Linked DNA regions of Homo sapiens: region 1 is linked to region 2. Evidence: chromatin contacts called from ENCODE Hi-C or POLR2A ChIA-PET data. All regions are on one chromosome and are shown on one strand. Each heading gives the region's core, a stretch centred on a gene start or an enhancer-like site at or near the end of the contact. The rest is flanking DNA. Distances are from core to core; before and after follow the strand shown.

Region 1 (6,012 bases), core at 2,263-4,762, 200 kb after region 2:
GACTCCATCTCAAAAAAAAAAAAAAAAAAAAAAAAAAAAAAAATATATATATATATATATATATATATATATATATATATATATATATATATATATATATATATCTGTTAAAGGCTACACCACACTGTTTTTCACTATCAGAGGCATAAAGGCAACTCACCTCTTGTGATTTTCCCTGTAGACCTGATGAAGTTAACCAATGCCCCAAAGCTCCTCAATCTTGTGCCAGAGAGTATCCCTTCCATATTGCCAAGGAATGTTTAATGGAGCAAGGTTTGGGGTTTTGTAAAGTGTATTTATTGGGATGGATTTGGCTGAAGTCTAAGTCTAATTAATTGATATCATGGTTTAAAGTTGTATGCAGGAAGACCTGACAACTCACTAGCAGTCTACAATCGGCATTATTAGTTGGTATTAAGTCTTGAATAGTCTTTGTCGCCCTAAGAGAGAAGCTTCATTTTAGAAAGTATAGGATTCATTGCAACAAGGACTTATTGAGCACCTCCTATTTGCAAAGCACAGCAGATGTGCAGGACAGTGATTTTCAAAGTGGCCTCAGCATCACCTGGGCGCTTGCACATCCCTGGCCAGGCGCGGTGGCTCACGCCTGTAGTCCCAGCATTTTGGGAGGCCAAGGCAGGCGGATTACCTGAGGTCAGGAGTTTGAGATCAGCCTGGCCAACATGGCAAAACCCTGTCTCTACTAAAAAATGCAAAATTAGCCGGCATGGTGGCGCGTGCCTGTAGTCCCAGCTACTCGGGAGGCTGAGGCAGGAGAATCGCTTGAACCCAGGAGGTGGAGGTTGCAGTGAGCTGAGATTGTGCCACTGCACTCCAGCCTGGGTGACACAGTGGGACTCTGTCTCAAAAAAAAAAAAGAGGGCAAATTTGGAAAGCAACTTCTTTTTCTCCCTCCTCAAACGCCTACATTATGAAGCTTTCTGTTGCCTATAGGATAATATCCACGTTCCTACCATTTATTGAGCACTTACTATAGACCAAGTACTTCCTAAGCAATGAAAAAGCATTATATTTGAATCTCACAATAACCCCTTAGGATAAATATTTTATCCCTATACTTTGCATAAGGAAAAGTCCTTAGAGAGGGTAAGTTAATTATCTAAGACTACTGTAGTGGCTGCCTTACGGTCTACCAAAGATGGGCCCACCTAGAACTTCAAAGTGTGACCTTATTTGGAATAGGGTCTTTGCAGATGTGATTAAGGTAAGGACCTTGAGAGGAGATCATCCTGGGTTAAGGCAGGCCCTAAATCCATTGTCAACTCCAAAGAGAAGAGAAGAGGAGAGACAGAGAGGCACACAGAGAAAGGGAGGCTTAGTGAAGCCAGAGGCAGAGCATGGAATCTTAAAGCCCCAAGCAAAGGAGCACCTGAGGCTGCCAGCAGCCACCAGCAGCTGGCAGAGAGGCATGGGCTGGATTCGTCCTCAGAGCCTTCAGAGGGAAACAGCCTTGCCAACACCCAACACACCCCGATTTTGGACCTCTGACCTTCAGAAGCATGAGTGAATAACTTGTTTTAAGCCACCCAGTTTGTGGTAATTTGTTATGCAGCCCTGGGACATGAAGGCAACCATTGAGCTGTTGCAAAAGTGGGACCTGGATTCAAACTGGGGCCTGACTTCAGAGCCCATCCCTATCCGACCTCCTTCCATCTGCCACCTCTGTGTTTCCACCTCTTTACCCTCTCCCGTCCTCTAGGCACACTGAGCGTGTTGTTCTCTGAACACACCATGGCACACGGCCTGTGCCTTTGTCATGCTGCCCTCGACCCAACACGCCCTCCCTCCCCCTCTGTCCACCTGGAAAACTCTCACTCAACTTTTACATCCAGCTCCAACAACTCCTTTTCTGAAAGGTTTTCAGGAGTCTCCTCTGCTGCCCAGGCACATTTAGTAGATCTTCTCCTCAGGAGGGCAGGGTCTCCACAAAAACCTGACCTTTTTAAAAATCTTTGTATCTGCAGTGCTTAATAAAAGCATAAGAAATATTTGATAAATGAATGAATGAATGAATGGCCTCTGTTGCTGAACTGTGAAATAGATTGTAGATCCTTCAACCACATCATTCCCAGCCAAATGAAAAAAGTCACAGAATACAACTGAAAATGTTGAAAACAGGGGTCTCCTTGAGAGTAAGGAAGCAAGAAAAGTGGGGGTACCCTTAACAGCTAAATGTATTTCTCATTAGCTGATCAAATCTTGGTGTAACTTTCTCAATGAAATGTGTTTAACTAGTTCCCTGGTTTATAAAATCTCCTAGGAAAATGACTAGAGTTGGCTTCATTGGGAATCAGACCTGGCCTAGTCATTATCGAGCCACTAGAATAACTAACCTTAGACCTGTCCTATCCAAAGACTGCTTGTTTTAGAGGTAATACATTTTCTCTACTGGTTAAGCCATTTTAAATTGAATATGGGGTAACTTAAGAAAGAAATCATCCCAACAACTGTAATACAACTCAGTCACCTGAAATATTTCTGGTGCAACCTAGACAGACGCCTGAAAACTCTACCATTTGCAATTTATTAAAGAAAAGTTCTGGCCAGGCGCGGTGGCTCACGCCTGTAATCCCAGCACTTTGGGAGCCCGAGGTGGGCAGATCACGAGGTCAGGAGATCGAGACCACGGTGAAACCCTGTCCCTACTAAAAATACAAAAAATCAGCTGGGCGCGGTGGTGGGCGCCTGTAGTCCCAGCTACTCAGGAGGCTGAGGCAGGAGAATGGCGTGAACCCGGGAGGCAGAGCTTGCAGTGAGCCAAGATCGTGCCATTGCACACTCCAGCCTGGGCGACAGAGCGAGACTCAGTCTAAAAAAAAAAAAAAAGAAAAGAAAAGTTCTGCGTGTTAAATTACAAGTTTCACCCTTGAGAGGGACACATCACAAAACTATTAACATTTTAGAATTTATTCATTTATTCCTTCCTCCAAGCATTTATTAATAACCTTTTCTATGCCAGTCACTTGGCTATACTCTGGGATAAGAAATAATGAAGAGTGAGTATCAATTTACAGCTAACATTTAAATCCTCCTTTATATCATTCTCTCTAAAGTTATTTAAATGCAGTTATTTTTAGTTTAAAAGCATGTTTGAATGTAGACTTGATTTAAAAAAAAAAAGATTCCCACTTATAGCTACATTAATGCAAAATTGTGAACAAGAGGAAGGGCCTCCAGCTCTATCCACGTTAATGTGCATGACTTGTTGGGAAGCTCTTAGTGAGAGAAACAAGAAAATATGGACCCCTAGAAAAGCCTGCCCTCGTTCCAGGAAGGTGATAAAAACAGGGGTGCAGACCAAAGCTGAGATGGGCAGGGAGAAGAGAAGCATTGTGCTCACTGTCTGAGGATGTGAGCCCCGGGCTCCTGCTGAAAAGGCAGACAGCCCGAGAACCAGCGAGCAGAGGGTGTGAAGCCAGCAGAAAGGCTGACTCAATGTGAGTGCTTCCTAAAAATAGCAGAGCAGGGTTGTAAGCCTTCCTGTCCAAACAGATGTAAAACTGGCAGGTAGTGTGGGCTGGGCGTGGGGGACTGCGAATGAAAGGAGAGTGGGGGCCTCCTTGACCACAGACCCCAACACTAGGGTTCTGGGTGCACACTCAGCTCTGCCACTTGCTTCCCATTCAGCAGGGGATGGCTGCACGTGGTGCCAGCAGCATCTCAGAATGGGTGACAGACAGAATTGCTAAAACTACTCTGAACCCATTTCACGGAGATGAATTTTAATGGAGTGAAAAAGAAATTTTTTAAATGAAAATTAAAAAGTGTAACATTTTTTTAAGGCCTGATTTTGCCAAAAAAAAAAAAAAAAAACTCAGCACATATTCTACTGAATAGAACACTTTTAGAAAGGTGCCCAGCAGTGCCTGGCATCCCCCATGGGACACAGCAAGATTGGAAAAAGGATGGCAAAGCAGGTGGCTAATTTATTTTCACCACTGCCTGTGCGGGAAACAGCATCTTTTTCAAGAACACAAGAGGGAAAACAATGTCAGCATGAATTATTTAATAGTTATAAAAATTACTATCTGCAAATACTCATGGATATGCTCAGCCCAAAACCTGAATGTGTCTAATGTGAATGTAAGTCAGCCTGAGATTTCATGAGAGGCCTGAGACCCTTGTGGAATGAATACTAGAGAGCATTCTTAGATTTGGACCACTGTCTTCCAGGAGTGATTAGTTTGCATCTTCTCACCGGTTTTCTCCCTCTTTTTTTTTTTTTTTGAGACAGAGTCTCGCTCTGTCACCCAGGATGGAGTGCAGCGGCACGATCTTGGCTCACTGCAACCTCCGCCTCCCAGGTTCAAGTGATTCCTCTGCCTCAGTCTCCCGAGTAGCTGGGATTACAGGCACACACCACCACGCCCAGCTAATTTTTGTATTTTGAGTAGAGACGGGGTTTCGCCATGGTGGCCAGGCTGGTCTCAAACTCCTGACCTTGGTTGATCCACCCGCCTGAGGTGGGAGGTGATCAGCCTCCCACAGTGCTGGGATTACAAGCGTGAGCCACTGTGCCCGGCCCAGTTTTCTCTTGACAGCCTTTCTTTTCCAAACCATCTTTTATCCCAAATCAATCCTCTGGAAGAATGTAGCAGGTCAGGACATGTCATCTACTCAAAAGAATCCTCAACAACTCCTATAAAACACAAAGCCCAAATTTAGATGTTTTAGCTAGGCATTCAAGGCCTTCTGTGATCTTGCCCCTTCCTACCATTCCATATTCCCCAGGGCAGGCTCCAACCCTCCAGGGAGGCCTGTGGCAACCCATATGTCTGTGATGGGGTGAGGAGTTCAAGTCCAAAGTGAAGCATTATCTCAGGCTGTGGCCACACACCTAAGCCCCAGCCTCCAACTCAACTTTCATCCATCTGAAACTGATCTGTTGCGCCCCAACTGCCTGATTTCTGGATCTACTTCCTAAGTGGTTGGGAGCAGGAGCATGAAGAAACGGAATTAAAGACCTAGACTTAACATTCAAATCATTATCACCTCCAGGTGGGGCACTCTCTGGGCTCTGGTCCTGACACAGTGTTTTGAGACAGGAGAGAGGGAAGATGGCAAGAACTGGGGAGACCTGGACACTGAGAGGGGAACAAGGAGAGGGTGCCCTAAATGACCAAGGTGAGCAGAGAAACCTCAGTTTCCACAAATATCAGCCTCACTCTGCTCTGACTTGATAAATAGAATAGCCGGAGCTTGTACTTTTGTTTATAATTTTAAGATATGAAAATGGGTCAGCAATATGGTTTTGTTGTTATTGTTGTTTTTGTTTGTTTGTTTGTGTTTTAGATGGAGTCTCGCTCTGTCGCCCAGGCTGGAGTGCAGTGGCGCAATCTTGGCTCACTGCAAGCTCTGCCTCCCGGGTTCACACCTTTCTCCTGCCTCAGCCTCCCTATTAGCTGGGACTATAGGCGCCCGCCACCACGCCTGGCTAATTTTTTGTATTTTTAGTAGAGACGGGGTTTCACCGTGTTAGCCAGGATGGTCTTGATCTCCTGACCTCGTGATCCACCCATCTCGGCCTCCCAAAGTGCTGGGATTACAGGTATCAGCCACCGCGCCCAGCCGGGTCAGCAGTATGTTAATCAAGCTGGCCTGAGCCCTTCCCGGCCAGGCTGCAGGCCTCCCCTGGGCCAGGGTTGGGTGTTGCCCTGTTGCAGATCTGCTGTCCGGGGCTCCACCTCTCTGACTGGGCTGCTTTCCTGCCTCCCAGGGTGGAGAAGATGTCTCTGGATTTGAACAGATAGGGCTGCTAAGATAAAGGCCCCGCCTCCCCTCCAGTACTGCTGACTCCTCCTGCTTTGTCTTTCCCATGGCCCACCCCTTCTGGTCCACAGTTAAGTTGGCCCCCATCCAAGCAGAGGAGAAGGCATGAGCCCCCCAATTCCTCTAGCAATGACCCAGGATGTCGAGCAGGCCACAGTGTCTAAGTGCCGGGCCTTGGATTCAGAGGTGTGGGTGTAAACATGGGCAGTGCCCTTTGCCAGT
Region 2 (5,439 bases), core at 2,586-5,085:
ACCTTGCTCATGATGAAGAGGATCACCTCGGAGCGCTGGTAGGTGGGCAGCGTGCTGGCAAAGGAGCCTGCAGGAGGTGGCGGAGAGGGTGCCCAGTGAGGCACAGGCTCCAGGGCCCCTCCTGGTTCAGCCTTTCAGCTGCAGAGAGCGAGGGCTGCCTCTCTCCGGAGTCAATCCAGGACCAGAGAAAGGGATTCAGGATAGCCCGGGTGTGATTCGGCCTCTCCAGGAAAGGGAGGCATCAGGTGGTTTTGGAGGTCTCTTCCAGGCTCCGTTTTTTCACTTGTTCCTGAGGCTGTGGTTAAGGTCTTGACTCCTTGGCTAGGGGGTGGGGATGGTGAATGCTGGGCCCTGGGACCAGGGCGGAGCGGGGGGTCGGGGGGAGCCCGAGTTCTCGTTGGGTGCTTCTTTCACTGGCTGCCCTAGGGTAAATCCTCCTCCCACGAACTAAGAGAGAAGAATGGTTCTGCATTCCTAACCTGCCTACTCCAGGCTGAAGGGAAGCTCACATGGCTAGGGCAGGCAGGCTGTGAAAGAGGCTTTATCTAATCTCCGCTCCCAGGAGCACACACATTTTCTCCGCGGCTGGCCCCCTTCCTCATTCTTTTCTCTTAGTCCCCATCTCTCCCTCCTGGAAGCCCTAACCTGGAAGCATCAGGCAGGTCTGATGGTGACTGGGACTAAAGAAGGTTCGCCTGAGACTTCAGATCTGAGACACTCATCTGACTGCTTGCGCTGTCGCTCAGGCCCTGCCCAGCCAGTCCTTTCATTTCCCGACTTCATTCTCTCCGAGGTCCGTGAATAGCATGTGGGTGCTGGACAATCCTACAGGGGCCCGGTTGGATGCCCTTCGCCCCAGTGCGGTCCCTCCCTCTCCAACCCCCATCCCCGGGCCGCCCCCGGTGCCCCGCCCCTTTCCAGGGTCCCTCTTTCCTCCCCTTGGCCCCACCCCGCCCTGCGCCTCAGTCTTGAGCCCCTGGGCCCCGTCCCGTCCCTCCCCTCCCCTCCCCACTCCGCGCCTCGGCCCCGCCCCGCCCCGGCCCGGCCCCGCGCCGCACCCACGGTCTTGATGACGGCCTCCTGGAACATGCGCTCCTCGTGCTCCTTGATGATCTTGGTGCCGAGGCTGACCGCCCCGTCGTAGCTCCCGGTCAGCGCGTAGTCGATGCTGAGCCGCAGCTGCCTCAGCAGCGTGTTGAACATCTCCAGTACTGTGGGCCCTGAGAGCGGTGGGGCGGGACACCCGAGATCCAAGGCTGGCACCCTCCTCCTCTGTGCACCGCGCGCAGGCAGGGCAGGGTCACGCCCCCTTCCAGCCTGGGCTTCCTCTGCGCTCCCAACTTCCTGGCGGACTTCTCCCGAGGAAAACGGACTCCGACCCCTCCCTGTTGTCCCTTGCCTCTCTCTGTAAGAGGCGGCAGCCTCCGCGGGGTCCCCGGCCCTCAGGCCCTAGCCATGCCCCTTACCCACAGAGCCGGTGGCAGCGATGACCGCGGCTTCCGACAAGACTTCCACGATGCCCGCGCGCACCGTCGCAGCGCTGCGGCTGTTGGCGTCCAGGTGGCCCAGGAGCTGCTGGATGACCAGGTGTGAGTGCTGCGGCTGCGGGAGGAAGATGAGCTGGGCCTGGACAGCAACCCCACGGGGTCCCTGGGCTGCGCAGCCCTCTCCTGGCACCCAAAGGCGGGGGTAAACTAAAGGGACGTTCCAAGGCCCCGGGCACTGCAGTTGGCACTGACACCTCGTGCCCTTTACTGGATCCTTCCCTTCTCCCTCCAACAAAGAGCCAAATCCCAGTGGAGGCCTCAGCTGACAGTTTTCCAGGGCCCTTTTACTTCAAAATTGGTCAAAAGACCATTTTAAAATAGGGTCTTCCTTTCATTTCTTCAGGTCTTTCCGGCAAGAGCCACGGGAGGCCACATGGCTTAGTCCAGTGCTGCCTAAAGTGGGGCCCCTGGGCTGGTGCCCATTCAAGATAGGTCTGATATTGGTTTACACTGAGATAAGGATGGGATGGAAAGTCAGTGTTTAGTAAACAATTTGTCAATGCTGTAGCAGCCAAGGGTGTGATCTGTAGGCTTGCATTTTGCATGAGTTTTTTATTTAATTTTTCTAGAAATTATTTGTTTTAATTGTATTTTATAAAAGTATTGGTCTGTGATGTACTGGAAATAAAATCAGCCGGCCCTTCTCCACAGCTAGCTTAAGCAGCACTGGTTTCGGCAACTGGGGGCTTCGGAGGAGTCACAGGGGACTTCTGGCTTTCTATTTTAGCACCCGTCTAGCTTCTAGAGAGGCCTTTGTCCTGGGATCCGGCTGGCCCAGGGGAGCCACCATACCTGAATTGAGTACATGATGATTTTAAAGCAACGGATGGCAAACACCTTGGGTTCCCAAAGAGAATGGTTATCCAGATGGCTGTGAGGGAGAAAACGTGGGGGAACAACTATGAAACTCCCGGCAGTGTTAGGGAGAAGAGATTAGCTTGGAGGCAGAGGGACACCTTCTCAGAGCCCCTCGCACAGTTCCCGGGTGAGGAAGTGAAGCCTGAAGGGCCTTGGGGTAGTCCCAGTCCAGTGCTGGAGAGAGGCCAAGGACAGCGCTCTGCAGTTGTGGATGTGTGTGGTGAAGCTGGGCACCTTTGCTTAGCGTTGGGTGCCTTCCTACTGGCAGCAGTTGGCCACCCTGTGGCAGCTTTTGCTGTCACAGTGCAGGGAACACAGGCACAGGGAAGGGATCGACTCGGCTGCGGCACCACAACTGTAATATCCCCTTCCCCCCAGCCAGCCAGGAGATGCCAGGGACCTGAAACACATCCAGGCTGAAGGCTGGGGCCAAGGCAGTGGGTGGGGGCACTCACATGAGAACAGGCTTGATGGCGTTTTTGATGTTGCCAAAGGCAGCCCGGCCCAGCAGCTCCCGAAGACACCTCTCAGCCAGCTCCGCGGGGCTCTCTTTCTCCTTCTCAGGTGCTTGGAGGGGTGAGGGAGACCGGCTGGGGAGACAGAGGCACATGGGTAGAGGGTGGCATGCAGGCTGGGGTCAGGCTCTGTACAATCCCGGCTTTCCGTGTTTCATCCACACAAGACAAGCAGGAATTTGACATGGGTTGCACTAGGCAATAGGGGAGGCGTCACAGCTGTCAGAAATTAAATGGGGGTAAAGAAGCCCCCACTGGGGGAAGTGGGGGAAGACCGGAGAAGAAAAGATAAAGTTCTTTTTCTGGAAATCCTTAAAGATTTCCAGATGTACCACTGTGGGAAGGATGCTCTGAGCCCCATGGGCCAGGTGAGGTGTAGAACATGTGTGTCTTGATGCACCTAAGACTTCAGAAGGAAAAGGAGATGGGAGATGAAGATAGGAAAGGGAGGCAAAAAACAAAACAGAAGTGGAAGAAAGGAGAGGAAAGAGAGGGAGGGAAAAGGAAAGGCACAGTGGTTGGCTCAGGCAAGAGTCAATGATACTCAAGTCACAGGGAGTGGGCCCACATCTGGACAGAACAGGAGCCGGAGGACTCCCAGCCCAGAGACCACAGCAGCTTGTCAGTGAGATGCTATTCCAGAAACAGCCACCAGATGGCATACGAACCCCACCCCACCCCACGCCCCACCCCACGCCCCGCCCCCGCCCCCGCCCCCGCCCCCGCCCCCGTCGACCCGAGTCTAGCTCTAGTAGCCTGGGATCAACCGACCTAACTAGCCTAGTGCACAGATAGCCCAGGTGGGACAGCAACGTGGGCCTTTCTCCCCATTCCATTTCACCGAGGGGAAAAATGAGGGTGCAGGGACAGGAATGAATCCCATGCTTAGGGGATCCAGGATTAAAACCCAGTATCTGCAAGCTCTTACTGAGTGGCTGCGGGCTGGTCAAGCATGCACGTTTTCAGGGCCTGAAATAGCATCAGGAAGCAACAGAGGAAGGAAGGTCCAGATGGAAAGTCCGCAGTGATCGGAGCCATGAAAGGCATCTTTTTTTTTTTTTTTTTTTTTTTTTTTTTTTTTTTTTTTTTGAGACGGAGTCTCGCTCCGTCGCCCAGGCTGTAAGTGCAGCGGCGCGATCTCGGCTCACTGCAAGTTCTGCCTCCCGGGCTCCCGTTCTCCTGCCTCAGCCTCCCGAGTAGCTGGGACTACAGGCGCCCGCCACCACGCTCAGCTAATTTTTTTGCATTTTTTTTTAGTAGAGACGCGGTTTCATCGTGTTAGCCAGGATGGTCTCGATCTCCTGACCTCGTGATCTGCCCGCCTCAGCCTCCCAAAGTGCTGGGATTACAGGCGTGAGCCACCGCGCCCGGCCCACAAAAGGCATCTTAAAGCCTCCTTGGCCCTGCTTCCAGGGAGACAAAGGTAACCAGACTCTTGGTTCTGTGTGTTATTACCAACAGATTTACCCACCAGGGAGCCCAGCACCAACACTGTCCTCCTTCGGTAACGCACATGTTAAGGGACACTGTGGGCTGGCACAAAGTCAGACCCATGGCTTCTAGGGAGCCAGCTTTGGACTCACTGCAGAACAAGCCACAAAGCCATGTCCCTGGCCTTGTAGCTGAGTTTTACTGACCAACCCAAACCATGTGGTTCCCAAGCAGCCCTTGGAGGGTTGATTATATCTACTGTCCTGCCCCATCCCGGCCTGCTTACCTCTCTGCCTCCTCTACATGCTGTAGATTGAAAAGCAGTGATGGAACGATCTTATCCATGTGCTGTGGGTCCCAGATATTGGCCTGCAGTTCATCATTCACCGTCTTCCTCACCACCCCTTGCAGGCCTTTGATGCCTGACATTCGAATTCTGTAAGGAAAAGGGTGAAGTGGGACTCGGAAGTCCTCTAGCCCTGAGAAGTCCAGCTTCGGTGGCTAAGAGAAGAGCACAGCTTAGGAGTCAGGGATACATTTGTCCATCAGAAGGCAGAATGGAGACCAGCTGCTACTCTCATGAGACCTCCTGGTGCTGGCAGACATGAGCCCAGGAAGCCATGTCTTTTTAATCATCTTGGAGACTCCCAGGCTGCCCTTGCCCTGGTACCATCTGGGCTCCAGCCCTAGGGTGCTGGATGCTCCAGCTCCCCATCTTTAGTACTTAGCTGGGGTTGTTCCAGCTTGGGCCCAAGATGTAAGAGCTCAAAACGCTGCCAAGAACTGATGAAGCAGAATCCGAGGCTGTGAGCAACTTGCGGGGGCAGGGGGAGGCGGATCCAGAGGGAGAGGCACAGAGCTGCAGGCTCTCTGGGCACAAAGGGGTGTCGGCTTGGAGCTAGGGTTAACCAGAGGGGAAACTGAGTAACAGCACAGCAGGAGCCCCTTTTGTACACCCCCAGTCCCTGCTATGTGAACCCAGGGTCAGCACAGCTCTGTGGGAGGGAGCCCTCTTTACTAGCCATTTATTTCAGACTGAAGTTTCTTTCTTTCTTTTTTATAAAACCTTTTTTCTGGTTATAAAATAA

What was found. A loop is a pair of places that touch in the nucleus more often than their neighbours do. ChIA-PET counts read pairs that join two places held with the same protein, here RNA polymerase II (POLR2A). Pooled maps may share reads with other maps.
Region 1: a pooled map shows a loop between it and region 2 (2.8-fold over the local background). The contact joins two enhancer-like sites. A Hi-C loop is called at or near these places in 5 of 37 single-sample maps with no recorded cell type and 11 of 50 pooled maps. POLR2A ChIA-PET finds 5 or more read pairs at or near these places in 3 of 52 experiments (H1, Panc1 and WTC11).

Annotation. Positions count from the first base shown.
Region 1 is chr2:24,928,456-24,934,467 of GRCh38, reverse strand. No RefSeq gene overlaps it. Among named protein-coding and RNA genes, the nearest start is that of ADCY3, 11 kb to the right of the region's middle. Within about 2 kb of position 3,512, at least 2 of the 41 ENCODE cell types and tissues checked have a DNase peak (open chromatin) inside an H3K27ac peak, as active enhancers do.
Region 2 is chr2:25,127,531-25,132,969 of GRCh38, reverse strand. It overlaps EFR3B (EFR3 homolog B), which reads right to left. Exons shown (of 23, transcript NM_014971.2): 6 at 4,638-4,787; 7 at 2,861-2,995; 8 at 2,340-2,418; 9 at 1,467-1,602; 10 at 1,059-1,220; 11 at 1-67. Among named protein-coding and RNA genes, the nearest start is that of POMC, 38 kb to the left of the region's middle. RefSeq lists a silencer at 1,376-1,670. Within about 2 kb of position 3,835, at least 3 of the 41 ENCODE cell types and tissues checked have a DNase peak (open chromatin) inside an H3K27ac peak, as active enhancers do.